3 separate regions of the Homo sapiens genome follow, and regions 1 and 3 are each linked to region 2. A link is a loop called in an ENCODE intact Hi-C map of the cell type or tissue named here. Cell type or tissue: endothelial cell of umbilical vein. All regions are shown on one strand.

Region 1 (5,000 bases), 360 kb after region 2:
GGTTGGGGGCTGACTTCCAGAGAAAACAGCTGCAACATCCCCAGATGCAGGTGGGCGGTGGTGTGGTCCCCTCGGAGTCCTAGCTGTGGATGCAGGTTTGCAGACCCTTGGAGAAAAGCAGCTTGGAGGCATCTGAGCGGCAGCACAGGCCTCCCTGAGGGCCAGAGCACCTGAGCCGAGGAGGCTGAGTCCTGGCCCCCACAAGAACAGCTCGTCATGGGCCCGCGGATGGCATGTGGGACGCTGCCCCATGGGTGCCCAGAGGAGGATTAGCCCAGCGGGGCCCCAAGCACCCACTCCCGTGGCCGCCGGGCCCCTGCGCCTGGCTCTCCACTCGGCGTCTGTGACTCAGACCTCCTGGCTGGACTTCCTGTCTTGGTCAATTTCACTTCCTAGTTCCTGCCTCCTGACTCTTCAGAACGAAACTCCTTCCTTAGAAATTAGAAGTGGGGTCGGGGAATCCAGACCACAGGGCATGGTGGCAGAATCTGCCATCTCCGCCCTGGCACAGAGTGTTGGGGGCGTGTGCCTGGATGTCAAGGGGGATACCCCAGCCTCTTTTGGGAGGGTTCGGGGCCCCCTGCAGAGCTAAACGCACAGCCCCCTCTTCCTTTGCAAGCTCCTTACCAGGGACCCAGACGGGTGGCAGAGATGCCCAGGGTGCTCAGCAGGCCCCGGACACCTGCCGATGAGCAGTGGGACGAGGGAGCTAATTTCAGAGGCGGTGAAAGCTATGAAGATGATCAAACCCTGGGATGGCAGGGCGACGGGGGGGGGTCACTTTGGAGGGGCGGGCAAGGAAGGCTTCTCTGAGGAGCCATCACTTGAGCCAAGACCAGAGGGAAGACAAGGCACATCTGTGAGAAAACCCGTGGAGGCAGCAGGAGCAGCTGGTGCAAAGGCCCTGGGGCACACACGAGTGACCCAGAGAGAGGCTGGGCGGGTTCATGGAGCTGGCTCCTAAGGGTCACCTGGGCCGTGCTAGGGCCTTTGGATTTTATTCCAAGAGCTTCATGTGGTCACTGGAAGATTTTAAGCAGAGGAGTGATTTCACGGGGTTGGCATCCTTAAAAGTGCACTGAGACCTCCCCTGCAGAGGGCAGAGGGCAGGACTCAGGTGGAGAGGCCCAGATCCCTGATGTGGTTGAGGTTTGTTGCCCTCCCCTGGCATCGTGCCCCAGGACGAGGGCTGGGGGTGCAGGGACATTCCAGAGACGCCTTCTGCTCCCCAGATTTTTAGGGGGCAGGATGGAAGGGCTGGGAGTTAAAGGGAAAAGCAGGTTAATGATCCCAGAGTCAGGGAAGTCGGTCGTGACCTGAATCTAGGATCCAAAGTTCAGCTCAGTTAACTTTCAACCTTCTGGGTGGCTCCCCGGCATTTCCCACAGTGTTCCTTCACGGCTGCAGGGGCTCTCGGAGGAGGACGAAAGGGGCAGCTGTGGTCCCGAGACCCCCCCAGCAGCAGAGGGCTCTTTGGGGACCCCAAATCCCCAAACCCTTCCCCCTCCCCTAAATGGTTGGCGGTCTCATGTGCACCCTGCAAAGGCTCCTCAAATCCCGGGATCCCTCCGGAATGCGAGGCTAGCCCTGCCCACCCACAGTCCCCGACAGAGGGCTCGGTCAGCCTCGGCAGCATCAGGCCAGGCAGGGGGCAGAGCTCAGGTGGAACTGACACGGAGGGTGGGGGGACGGGCGGCGGGGGATGATGGCGGAAGAAGCTGTTTGCTCCCTGTCTGCCGGGGGTGGAGAAGCTCTGTTTTTCTGGAACCCTCATCTGTTCTTACCACTGCTGACGCCGCCACCGCCGCGGATGGGGAGAGAGGGAGGGGGAGCCAGTGCCAAGTTGGCCCGCCCCTTGTGAACCTGGGCCTCTGCCACGCTCCCCCGCCCGCCTGCCCGCCCGCCGCGAGCCTCCGTCTGGAGGTCACATTCAGTCCTGCCGCGTCTCGCTGGGTCAGGCAGCAAGAAGATCAGAGCTGAGCCCGGCTGCGGGGGACACGGCTGCCCTGCTGGGCCTGGGTCCTTGGATTTTGCCCGGCCCGGGGGTCTGTGGGCTCTGGCCGGCATTGCTCGCTGAGCGTCCGCACTGGGCACATTGGTGCTGGAGGAGCTCGGCACGCTGCGCCCCGGTGATACCTGGCCCAGGGGCATCCCACACGCACCACTGACAACTTCCCGCCACCCACCACCCTCGGGGAAGGGCACCTCGCGCGCCCACAGCGGCTTGGGGACGGCGTCAGAGGTGGCAGCGGCCGCTGGAGGAGCCCCGGGCCACCACAGGCAGGCGGACTTGTGAGGAGCTGCCTCCCGCCCGCCCCTCTCGAGCCAGCCTCCGCCCGCCGCGTCCCTCCCTCCCTCGCTCCCTCCCTCCCTCCCTCCCTCCCTCCCTCACCGTGGGACGGAGAAGGATGTGAGGCTGAGCTGAGCCGCCAGCAGACGCCAACCAGCAGCCTCGCAGAGCCGACCGCGGCCGCCCAGCCTGCCGGCCCACTTCGGCCCGCTCCCTGGGGCATCTTCCCAGCCCTATGTTTCCGGAAAACTTGGCCGAGGGGGAGACGCGAATGAGAGGATGTGAGTGAGTGGTCCTGGGGAGGGGATGGGGGACTGCGGGTGCAGGGACAGGGACCGCAACGTGGCCATCTGGGATTTGAGGCTGGGCAGCTGGGGAGTCGGAGTTCTGGGCCCCTGGAGTGGATGGGGGTCCCAGCCCATCCTTTCCCCCATGCCCTCTCCTCTCTCTCCCTGCTGGGCTGAAGCTCTCCTGGAAGCAGGGGTGGGACCTGGATCTGTGCCTGGGAAGGTCTGTGATGCTGTGTGCACAGGGGGTCTCTCCAAGTGGACGGGGGCTTCAAGCTGGGTCTGGCGGGGTGGTCTCCAAGGCACGGTAGGGTAGAAAGTCTTTCTCTCCGTGCCTGGCAGCCTCTGCCTGGGCTTCCCAGAACAGGAACCAGAGGAAGCCAGTGCCAGCCTGCCCCTACCCCGCAGCCCTGGCCGGCACTAATGGGACACCCACTCTGGCTCCTCACACGGCAGTTAAGGAAACTGAGGCCGGAGAGCAGAAGGGCTGGCCAAGACTGCTAGCGAGCTCTGGCCAGGCGCCTGGATGACTCTGCCCAGCTCCTTTGGGAGCCGTATGTTTTCAGGAAGGGCTGGGTGACCCCCACCCCCACCTCCATCCCCTCTCCTCTGCCCTCAACCCACTCCCACTGCCCCCATGATCGGAGTTAATTAGGGTCCCCAGCCCCCAGCCAGGCTCCTAGCTACCTCCTTATTTATTGACTGAGTTTGGAAATGTCAACCTCCCCAGTGTTGTTGGGCCACCCTCACCCCACCCCCTGAGCTCTCCATGCCCACCCCACCCAGCAGGCCCAGATGGGAGACCCGCCCCCTCTCGCCCTCTCCCACCCGGGTGCCGGGTCTGTGATCCCTCTGGCCCGGTGTGTTTGCCTGGGCTCTCTTGGCCCCGGCTGGGGAAATATAAATAAACGCGCGGCCCTGTCCGCCAGGTTCTGGAAGTGGCAGCTGCTGCTGGCGCGGGCGGAGGGAAAGGTCAGGGGCCGGGTGCCACTTGATCCCACGCCCCGGCCCTCCCCTTCTGCGCCTGTCCTTGAGGAACCCTGAGGAGCGGGCTGTGAGGCCACGTGGCTCCCAGGGCCACGGCAGGCGAACAGGTGGCCTGTCAGTCAGTGCCACCCCCACGCCACGGGGGCCAGAGGACCCGGAGGGCAGGAAGTCTGGGGCCCCACGCCCGCGTTGCCCCCCTTGGCTGGTCCTCTAAGCTTGGGTGAGTTGGCGGGACCCTCTGAACCGAGATTTCCCCCTCCTGGGGATGGGAAAATGGTCACAGCCATGACAGCAAGGATGAGACGGAACCAAGTCTTTGAAGGGCTTTGCAAACTCTGTGTGTCAGTTAGCCGTGCCACGGGCTGATGTGTTGATGTTTCTGCTGCTGTTGTTTTATTTGCATTAGAGCCTTGTGTGTAGCAGGCAGGCAGCCAGCACGTGGGTGGGTGGGTGGGTGGATGAATGAATGAATGAATGAATGAATGAATGAATGAAAATACCAACACAGACGGCTGCCCCTCAGCTCCCCAACCTCTGAACAATTTTAGCTGGAGCTTGGCTTGCAGCTTGATTTTATTCAAGGAAAATGGTTAAAACCTTCATTATGGGAAATCCTTCATTAAAGTCCTTACAAGTGGAGCTCCAGCTCAGAGAGGCTGCCATGTCCCGAGCTACGTGATTCAGCCTTGGGGCCTGCTGCCCTGGAGGGGCACCCTCTTGCCGCACAGACCCCTAGGTCAGGAGCACTCCCTGTCTCTCCCACAGCCCTGGGAAAGTGGGCAGGCCCTACCTGCATGGACTGGCTGGGCCACACAAGGTCACGCCGCTGGAGACACAGGCATAAATATAGAGCTGCCTGGCCTGTGCCTGTGTGTGCCGCAGCTCGCCGGGCAGACAGGCCGAGACCGGGGGCTTGGCTTCCCAGGCACTGCCTCCGGTGCAGCAGGGGCTGTGTTTCTGCCGAGCCTGGTGTTTGTGGCCTTGAAACTAGAACCTGGGGGGCGGCATGCTCTGGTTCTGGCCTGAGACCTAGTGATGGAGGGAGCTTTTTCTGCCGATTCCTGGAGGGTCTCTTCCCACAGCAGGAGGTCTGTGAGGCTGAGAGAACCTCCTGGTTGTGCGGGTTGGGGTTTGGGAGCAAATTCCAGCTGCGCAACCAAGCCTGGTGGGCCCCGAGTCCTGAGTGGGCCTTTAGGTGCCCTTAGGGAGTTTGGGCCCTGGAGGTGCCCCAGTTAACCTGGGCCTGGAGGCTCCTGGCCCCAGCTCATCCCCACCCTGACTTCCACCCTCCCATCCCCTGCTCACCACGTCCCTTCCTTTCGCTGGGCCGGTGTGGCCGGAAAACAACCCGTCTCCCGAGGCCTCGCCTGCAGCTGTGAGCGAGTGTCAGGGCTGGGTCACGTAGGCCAGGCCCTCCGCCCAGCAGGAGAGGTGGG
Region 2 (5,000 bases):
AGCTGTGCTAACTCCAGGTGGATTGTTCATTCATCCAGCCCATTTTTACCAAGCACCTACCATGTGCCTGTAATTGTGCTAGAAACTGAGGTAATTCAACGGAAAAGTTCCTTCTGTGAGCAACCTGTTAGAAGAGAGAACTCCTTTTTTCCTAGAGTTTCAGCAGAAGTCTGAGGTTTGGGTCCCATCAGCCTGGTGTGGGTCACCTGCCTGCTCTGAGCTAGTCATGGCTGCAAAAGAATGTGAAGCTCTGATTGACCAGGGTAGGTCACGTGTTCATGCTCCTCCCTGTAACTGGGAGAAGGGATGACCCCATCGGAACCAGACAGACTGAGAGCGGAGGAGAGATGGTTTTCCCAGAGAAAAAGGGGTGCTATTAAACCCCAAGAAGGGGAAATAGGTGCTGGGCCGATAAAAAAGAACAATGTATACTCCAGAGCTCCGGGGCCCTAATAAAGACCCCTGCAGCTCTCTGCTCCTTAGTGAATCCCCCCAAGGTCCAGGGCTGCTCCAACCCCCAAGGTCCAGGGCTGTGCCAACCTCCCCTGCCTCCGACACTCCTCGTGGGCGCTCTGCCTGGCTCTCGGAAGATCAGATGTGATTTATTCCTGGCATCTGTGCCGCCGCTTGCCGTGAGGTGCTTTGCAGCAGAACAATAAGTTACAGGGCCATTTATCTTGTTGGCGGCTTCGGATAAAATGAGCAGTCTGTGCAGACAGGGCCTTTAACGAACATGATCAGGGCTGTTCATTTAGAAACCAGGAGGCCTTGACATTGGCTTTAATTGAAGTGGTTAGCAGTAAGGGGCTTGGCTGGGTTTGTTCAGAATGGAGGGTTGCAGCAAAGGGCAGACCTGTCTTTGAGTCTTGTCTGTGCCTCTACTCTGTGTTTGACTTTGGGTAACCTTGGTGATCTCTTCCACACTTTGTTTCCTCACCTGTGAAACGGAGATGTATCAGTCAGTATCGGCTCAGTTGTGTTGCAGTAACAAACAACTCCAAAATCTCATGGTTTTCTAACAACCAACGTTTGTCTCTCACCCGTGCTATGTGTCTGCTGTGTGTTGGCAATGGGCTCTGTGCCATGTCTTCTCACTCTGGGATGCAGAGGGGGCCTCTGCCATGTGGAGCATCATCGGGCTTGAGGCAGGCTGTGCACTGCTTCTTAGAGCTTCTTCTTAGATGCAACTTACATCACTTCTGCTGACATCTCATTGGCCCAGGCAAGCCACACGGCCATGCCTGACTTCTGGTGGGGGACGGGCATAGAGATGAGAAATCCTGCCTGTGACTGTTAGCAGGAAAGCTGGAGAATTATTATTTATTAGAGAGAGCAGTTCTGCTGAGCCATCGTAGAGTCAGGGTTTTTTTTTTTTTTTCCTTGTCCCTCCTGGGGCTGCTAATCATCTGAGCCGAATCCATTCTGTTTTTCGCTGCCAGATTAATCATTTTCCTTGTGCCTCTGCCACATCACTCCATCTGCTGTGAACTTGAGTGCCTGCTGCAGGGCATTGAAGCTGGTCAGCCTGGCACTCAAAGAACCCCTGGGCTGGCACCTCTCAAGATAGTCAAAGCTGAGTCAGAGAGGGCAGAGACTAGGTATTTCTCACTCCCCACTTCGTCTCCAGCTTCCAGAACTGGCATACAGTAGGTGCTCAGTAATTATTTGGTGCCTGGCATACAGTAGGTGCTCAGTAATTATTTGGTGCCTGGCATACAGTAGGTGCTCGGTAATTATTTGTGGCAACTATGAAATGACTTGCCCAAGCCCACATGCCAGGTTGTAAGCCAGACAGGGCTCACGGCAAAGTGCTCACTATTGACAAGGCTCAGTGCAGCCGCCCCGCGGCCACGGTGTTTTCTGGCAGTCGGCGCTCGCTGTGCCCCAGGCCTCAGGAGCCGGCTGTCTTGTATGCATCAGTCCCTGGGGGTCCTTCAAACCACCCCCCAAGGAAGGCACTGTGGTAAGCAGGTTCTTTACTGAGATAGTCATCTGTGTTTATTCACCCTGTGATTTCCCTCCCTCAATTCCAAGGCAACATCCAGCCCTTTCCTCGATATTTGTTTTTCTGGGCAGAGATGAGAAGCCTCTGGAAGATAGTCCATCTATACTGGCCTTTTGTGAAAACTCGATGTATTAGTCAGGGTATAGATTCAGCTGCTGTAACAAAGAAACTCCAGGCTGGGCACGGTGGCTCATGTCTGTAATCTCAGTGCTTTGGGAGGTTGAGGTAGGAGGATCACTAGAGGCCAGGAGTTTGAAACCAGCCTGGGCAACATAGTGAGACCCTGTCTCTACAAAAAATACAAAAAAAATTTAGCTGGACGTGGGCATGGTGGCACACACCAGCAGTCCCAGCTACTTGGGAGGCTGAGGCAGGAGGTCAAGGTGGCAGTGAGCTATGATAGAGCCATTGAACTCCAGCCTGGGCGACAGAGCAAGACCTTGTCTCAAAAACAAACAAAACAAAACAAAAAGAGAGAGAGAAAGAAGAGAAACTCCAATGCAACATTGGCTAAAGCAAGAGAGAAGCTTGTTTCTCTCTACTGTAAGAGGGCTGACGGAGGCGGGCCGTCAGGACGGCCAGGAGCTTTGCCTTACAGTAATTGGGGCCCAGCCCCTTCCATCCTGTCGTCCATCCCGCCTGGATATGGTCCTCATGGCGTGGTTGAAGCAGTGTTAAAACCAGACCCACATTCCAGCTCTCAGAAAGGGGGAGAGGGAGAAGCCCGTGAAGCAGGTGTGGACACTTCCATTCACATTCCAGCAGAAGCAAGGGAAGGGGGAGCGAGGTCTCCGGGTCTCAGGCTTTGTGGCCGTGTGCCCAGCCAGTTTTACTCCCACAGAACAGGAGAACTACACGTTGGTCACACCTGAGCTTGCGAGGAAAGCTGTTGCTGGTTCTGGAGGGAAATGGAGAGAGGGAGCGAGATTTTCGTGTGCTGGGAGCAGGTAGTGAGGCAGGCCTGGTGACCTGGTTCTGCCGCAATGCTCTGGAGGTGAGGGGTCTAGAATTTGTGTCCTGCACCAGGAAGAGGGCGCCCTAAGCCAAGAGTTCCAGGACAGACAAGGCCCGCCCCCTTCACCCCAGAAAGGACCACTTCACAGTCCCCATTCCCCATCCCAGGTCTCTCCAGGGTGCCCAGGGGAACCAGTGACTGGAGGGACCTCATGGACATTTGGTCTTTGATCCGACCCAGCATGGAGGAGCCCCAATCCTGAGACTGAATCTTCCTTCATCCTGGGAGGATGGGGTTTGGAATCAGCCCCCAGTCAATTGGAAAGAAATAAAAATCAGTTATATCTTGCAGATCGGGGTTTGCGGCCTGACATGTATGCATGTTGCCTTGATATCCCTCTTATATTAAGTGAGGAGACTGGAGCTCAGAGAGGTCAGGTCACTGCCCTGTGGTCACAGAGCAAGTTCACAGTAAAACTGGCATCGGGAACCAGGTTGGCGGTTTGTAGACCCGCATACACTGTGGCTATGCTATTCCTCTCTGCTGGGAACCAGGTTGGCGGTTTGCAGACCCGCATACGCTGTGGCTGTGCTATTCCTCTCTGCTGGGAACCAGGTTGGTGGTTTGCAGACCCCGCATGCACTGTGGCTGTGCTTTTCCTCTCTGCTGGGAACCAGGTTGGCGGCTTGCAGACCTGCATGCGCTGTAGCTGTGCTTTTCCTCTCTGTGTGGGTGTGCAGGCACTTTTTGAAGTTTGGACACAGGGCAGGCAGGAGGCATTGGGGTGGTGGACGGTTCTGTGTACCTGAGGGCATAGGTGGCTGGGATTTGTTATGTAGGCTTGCCAGGGGTTCCAGAAATTTCAGCAGGCCACATTCTGGGAAACCTGTTGGAGGCTCTTGGTTACTTTCTAAACAAGTGTTTACCACTGGGCTGGGCTGGAAGCGGCTGGTGAATTATTCAAAGGCCATTGCCGGGGGGGATGTCCGTGGCTTCTGCCAAGCCCCCTCCCCGCCCCGCTGCCTGCAGTGTGCCTGTTTGGGGAACCGTCTCTCAGGCTCCAAGGGGAGTGACGGGAGTGAGCTGTAGGATGAGTGGCCAAGAGCTTAAGGCTGTTCTGCCACTTTTGGGCCAGGCCAGTTAATCCCCCTCTCTGAGTCTCAGTTTCCTCATCTCTAAAATGGACCCAAGAATACTAGTGCAGGGACAATTACATGAGAAAATAGGTCGCTATCTAGCCCAGTGCCGGGTGCAAGTAGCAAGTACTCAACATAATGCCAACATTTTCCAGTAAAGTGGAGCTTTCCTGTTCTTGAAGACTCAGTAATTTTTCTCTTTGGTGTGCGCCAAGGCAGAATTCTTGAACGTGCGTCCCAGGCGACATGACTAAGAATGTGTGCAGCAGCAGCATCTTCAAGCCTCAAAAGGAAACCCAGGCAGGCGCGGTGGCTCACGCCTGTGATCCCAGCATTTCAGGAGGCTTAGGTGGGAGGATCACTTGAGCTTAGGAGTACAACATCACCCTGGGCAACATGTCGAGACCCCATCTATACAAAAATTACACAAGTTAGCTGGGCATGGTGGTGTGTGCCTGTGGTCTCAGCTACACAGGAGCCTGAGGCAACAGGATCACCTGAGCCCAGGAGGCAGAGGCTGCAGTGAGCTGAGATCATACCACTGCTCTCCAGCCTGGGTGATGGGAGTGAAATCCTGTCCAAAAAAAAAAAAAAAAAAAAAAAGGGCCGGGAGCAGTGGTGCACACCTGCAATCCCAGCACTTAGAAGAGGCTGAGGTGGGTGGATCACCTGAGGTCAGGAGTTTGAGACCAGCCTGACTAACATGGTGAAACCCCCATCTCTACTAAAAAAAAAAAAAAAAAAAAAAAATTTAGTTGAGCGTGGTGGTGCATGCCTGTAATCCCAGCTACTTGGGGGCTGAGGCGGGAGAATCGCTTGAATCTGGGAGGCCGAGGTTGCAGTGAGCTGAGATCACACCATTGCACCCCAACCTGGGCAACAAGAGTGAAACACCATCTCAAAA
Region 3 (5,000 bases), 170 kb after region 2:
TTTTTTGAGACGAAGTCTCGCTCTGTCGCCCAGCCTGGAGTGCAGTGGCGCGATCTCTGCTCACTGCAAGCTCCGCCTCCCGGGTTCACGCCATTCTCCTGCCTCAGCCTCCCGAGTAGCTGGGACTACAGGCGCCCGCCACCACGCCTGGCTAATTTTTTGTATTTTTAGTAGAAACGGGGTTTCACCGTGTTAGCCAGGATGGTCTCGATCTCCTGACCTCGTGATCCGCCCCCTTCGGCCTCCCAAAGTGCTGGGATTACAGGCATGAGCCACCGCGCCCGGCAAGTCCCTTTGTCTTTCTGACCCTGAGTTCCCTCATTTCCGAAACAGAATCAACAACATCCACCATACAGAAGAAATAGGGAAATTGGACCGCATCAAAATTAAAAACTCATGTGTATCCAAGAAAGTGAGAAGATGGCTTACAGAGGCCTCATGGCGCGGCCTGGAGCCTGGCGAGGACTCTCCTGCCCTGTCCCTGCGTCCCCTGATGCGCCAATGGCCTGGCCTTCTCTAGCCCCTCTCAGGGCCCACCACTGGCCCATGTCCTCCCTGGAGTGACCGAAGCCCCCTCCCCAGACCCCCACCCCCACCCTGGCTCCAGGTTCTGGGCCTGATTGTCAGGAAGGATGGAGCTGCCCTCCCCTGAGACAGGGAAGGCCGTGAGGGGGCAGAGGTGGTTTGGGTCATGGTGAGTTCACATCACCTGTTGACCAGACAAGGCAAGTGGGCCTGTCCGTGGTTGGATCTGGAGTCTGGAGTTCCCGAGAGGAGCCCGGGCTGCAACTGGGGTTCTAAAGTCATCCATCCCCTTGACTTAAGCTCCAGGATGGATGCAGACATGGACGGACGCCTGTGCACAGACAGGAGTCTGGAAGAGCACCTGAGCCCTGGGGGTGCCACCTTTCGAGGGTGGGAAGATGCCCAAGAAGCAGGCAGAGAGGCTGAGAGGGAGCCCAGGGAGATGGGAGGGAAATCTGAGTTCATGCCTCCAGCTCCAGCTGTGCATTCATCCAAGCTGGGCGCAGCAGGATCCCCAGGCCCCCACAGCAGCTCCCCAGGGCAGGATCCACATCAGGCCTCGGTCACCCCTCCCCATTTAGCCTTCGGGGCAGTCTCTCTCCCCTGTCCCTGAGGGAGACTCACTTGGCTTCCTGTCTGTCCTCTGGCACCTTCTACACGCCTCTTCCACTTCCTGCAAAATCCTGAAAGGACGGAAGGAGGTCATGGGCCCTGGCAGGGTGAGGAAGGGAGCTGTACCCAGGGCCTGGGGCCCAGACTTAGGGACAAGGGATGGCAGCCACAGCAGCAGCAGCACCAGCCTGGAACTTCCCTCTTTACCCTGTGGGCAGGGCCAGGCCAGAGGGCTTGGGATGGGGAGGGCAGAGCGCGATGTTCCCTCCTGCTATGTCGGCTGCCCAGTCTCCTGCCACCTTTGGAAACGCCAGAAGCTTACTGGGGCCAGGAATGCTGGACAGGGGCCGCTGTGATCAGCGAAAGACCCAGCGTGGCCAGATCCTGATTTCTGCAAAAGAAGCCTCCTTCCTTCCTCCCTCCCTCCCTCCTACCTCCTTCTACTTTCCCTTCCTTTCCCTTCTCCTTCCTTCCTTCCCTTCCCTTCTCCTTCCTTCCTTCCTTCTTCCCTCCCTCCTTCCTCCCTCCCTCTTTCCCTCCCTCCTACCTCCTTCTCCTGCCTGCCTGCCTTCCTTCCTTCCTTCCTTCCTTTTAAATTGTGGTAAATATACATAATATAAAATCAGCCATTTTACCATTTTAAAGTATTCTGTTCGCTGACGTTAGGTACCTTCACGATGCCACGCAAACACCACCGCTATCTAGTTCCAGAACACTGTCACTTCCCCAAAATCCCCTCATGCCCATGAACAGTCACTCCCTCATCCCCAGCCGCTGGTAGCCGTGAATCTCCTTTCTGTCTCTATGGGTTCACCTATTCTGCACATTTCATGTACATGGAATCATGCGGGGTGTGGCCTTTGTGTTTGGCTGGACTCCAATTTGTGTATCCATTCATTCTTCCATGGACATTTCCCGTCCGCCATGGTGAATAATGCTGCCATGATCCTTGAGGTATGAGTAATTGTTTGAGGCCCTGCTATCAGTTCTCTTGGATATATACCCCGGAGGAGTGGAGTTCCTGGATATGATGATTCTATGTTTCAATTTTCAAAGAGCAGCCACACTTATTCCCACAGTGGCTGTACCATTTTACAATCCCACCAGAAATGCACAAAGGTTCCAGTTTCTCCACATCTTCACCAACACTTGTTATTTTCCCTTTTTAAAAAGAATTAAGCTGGGTGCGGTGGCTCACGCCTGTAACCCCAGCACTTTGGGAAGCTAAGGGTGGGCAGATCACAAGGTCAAGAGATTGAGACCATCCTGGCCAACATGGTGAAACCCCGTCTCTACTGAAAATACAAAAATTAGCTGGGCATGGTGGCGCATGCCTGTAGTCCCAGCTACTCGGGAGGCTGAGGCAGAAGACTCTCTTGAACCTGGGAGGCAGAGGTTGCAGTGAGCCGAGATCACACCATTGCACTCCAACCTGGCGACAGATCGAGACTCCTTCTCAAATAAATAAATAAATAAAAAGAATTAAAGCCTTCCTAGTGGGCATGAGGTGCTATCTCATCGGGGTTTTGATTCGCATTTCTCTAATAACTAATGCAGCTGGACATCTTTTTGTGTGCTTCTTGGCCATCAGTATGTGGGAGAGGCCATATATGTTCACCTACTATAGCCTGATGTTTAAATCCTCATGTGGGGCGCATGAACCCATCCATGAGCTGAACCTTGGGGCCCACCAGACCTGGGTTCAGATCCTATTTGCTTCCTCCACTCCTGCTCTGGGTAACTCAGGCCACGCTGCTCTATTTTCCTGAGTCTCTGTTTCCTCACTGTTGATGGCGGCTGACAGGACAGGGCTGAGAGAGCTTCCTTGTGTCAAGCACTTAGCCCAGCACCAACTCATAGTGAGCACTTCCAAACTATTGTTGTTCTTGGCACATCCTTCCTGGGCCACCTATGGGAACTCCCCATTGACACTGAGCAGAGGGCTCACTTGAGTCTTCCCCCAACCAGCCTTTAGGACGGAGTTCTTGGAATGAGGTCATTGTGAGCAGATTTTCCTTTTGGTGTGGAGGGAAACTACCGAAAGTCTTCTACAGTCCAGGCAATGGAAGGAGAATTCATACTGTGGGCCCTGCCCTCGGAGAAAGATCCTAGGAAAGATAATGACAGCTGAGCTTTGTTGACAGCTCGGCTTTGCACACACTGGGCTTTGCACACATTGACTCATTTTATTCTCACCACAACCCCATGAACCAGGTCCTGCTACTATACCCATTTTACAGATAAGGAAACTGAAGCCCAGAGAGCTACTCATAGGGAATATGGCAGAGCTAGGATTTGAACCCAGGCCATTTACTGCCCAAGTGATTATTCCCTTCTTTCTTGCTGTGGGAACCCTGATTTCAGTGAGAGACCTGTGCCTCTCCAGGGGACTCAGGAAATCGGGACACATCTTTAGCTCTAGGGGACTATCCAGATTGGTCCCAGGCCAGTGATTCTGTTTCCTTTGCCAGAGACTAATCAAGCTGTGGGCATGGGACCCAATCCTGGCCAATGAGATATGAGTAAAGGGCTGCAGTGGGCTTTGGGGAAAGGGCTCTTGTTCTTCCTGCACTGAATGTTGTGCCTGGATATATTAGCTGGAGCAGTGGCAGCTATTTTGTGGTCATGAGGAAATTTGGGATGAGAACCAATCTGAGGGGAGGAAACCAGAAAGATGGAAAGAACCGGGAGATCCCTGACAATGGCACTCAATCTAACCAAACCCAGAACCACCCTTCCTCCTAATTTCTTGCTATGTGAAATGATAAATGACCTCATTGCTTACGTTGATTTGAGCTGAGGTTTCTGTGACTTGCCTCATAATGGATGTGATTGAGTGACTATGAGCGTTGTGCAGACAGGGAAGTTCTCCTGGCTTGGTGACCACTGTATCCCTGGTGCCTGGAACATTACCTGGTACATAATAGGTGCTCAATTAAGATGAACTGATGAGGCAGTGGCTGGAGCCCCCAAATGCAGGTTCAGACAATACGCATGGGAAAAGCGGGAATCCTGAAATGACGGCAACTGCAGGCTTTGAAGTTGGACAGACTGGGTTCGAAGCCAACGCTCCCCTCTTGAGTCAGGTGATCTCAAGCTTTCCCTCTGGCTTCTCACCTTTGTTTTTCTTATGCATGAGACGGATCTGCTGGGTGGAATAATAGCTCCAGAGATGTCCCCATCCTAATTTCTAGAATCTGTGAATCTGCTACCTTACATGGCAAAGGGGCTTTGCAGAGGTGATTAAGTAAAGGATTTTGAGATGGGAGATGATCCTGGATTATCCGGGTGGGCCCAGTGTAATCACAAGCTTCCTTGTGAGAGGGAGTCAGGAGGTCAGAGTTGGGGAGGAGATGCAGCGATGGAAGAAGAGATTGGAGTGAGGCGAGGCCACCAGCCTCTGGCAGCTGGAAAAGGTGAGGAAATAGATTCTCCCTCAGATCCTCCAAGAGGAACACAGCCCTGCTGGCACCTTGATTCCATCTCTCCAGGAGCCACTTCAGACTGCTGACTTCCAGAACTGTAAGGTAATGAATCTGTACTGTTTTCAGCCACCACGTTTGGCTTAATTCATTACAGCAGCGACAGGAGAGTAATACCATGGGGCTGATAATCGTGTCTCCTTCCAAAGGTTCTTGCAGATTCCAGAAGTCTGAGCATGAACTGGGCAGGTTGGAATAGCCCAGGCAGCCTTTGCAGTGATTAGCCAGTCTCAGCACCAGTTCTGCCTTTGCCAGGAAGTCTTCCCGGGTTTCTCCTGGCCCACGCCCACACCTCCCCTTGTGGCTGACATCTATATGGCCTGGCACTGTGCTAAGGCTTTACACCCAGGATCCCATTTAATTCTAACGGCCACCCCGTGA

Evidence for each region. A loop is a pair of places that touch in the nucleus more often than their neighbours do. Peaks named below come from ENCODE experiments on the same cell type or tissue, not always from the same donor. Only the 100,000 strongest peaks of a DNase experiment are listed, where the experiment ranks them.
Region 1: it touches region 2 in a loop (2.2-fold over the local background); 3 of 110 quality-filtered maps call a loop at or near these places.
Region 3: a loop joins it to region 2, with 2.2 times the contacts of the local background. A loop is called at or near these places in 4 of 110 quality-filtered maps.

The regions. Positions count from the first base shown.
Region 1 is chr12:124,386,256-124,391,255 of GRCh38, reverse strand. All of the region lies in intron 18 of NCOR2 (nuclear receptor corepressor 2), which reads left to right. Among named protein-coding and RNA genes, the nearest start is that of MIR6880, 52 kb to the right of the region's middle. RefSeq lists enhancers at 271-450, 4,181-4,915, 4,916-5,000 and a silencer at 1,900-1,969. In endothelial cell of umbilical vein, no CTCF peak of the experiment used is centred here; DNase peaks (open chromatin) are centred at 395 and 2,345; H3K4me3 peaks cover 2,551 bases; H3K27ac peaks cover 4,614 bases.
Region 2 is chr12:124,749,017-124,754,016 of GRCh38, reverse strand. No RefSeq gene overlaps it. Among named protein-coding and RNA genes, the nearest start is that of SCARB1, 110 kb to the left of the region's middle. RefSeq lists enhancers at 3,420-3,940, 3,941-4,461. In endothelial cell of umbilical vein, a CTCF peak has its summit at 3,036; no DNase peak of the experiment used is centred here; H3K27me3 peaks cover 271 bases.
Region 3 is chr12:124,578,549-124,583,548 of GRCh38, reverse strand. No RefSeq gene overlaps it. Among named protein-coding and RNA genes, the nearest start is that of NCOR2, 13 kb to the right of the region's middle. In endothelial cell of umbilical vein, no CTCF peak of the experiment used is centred here; a DNase peak (open chromatin) is centred at 2,048.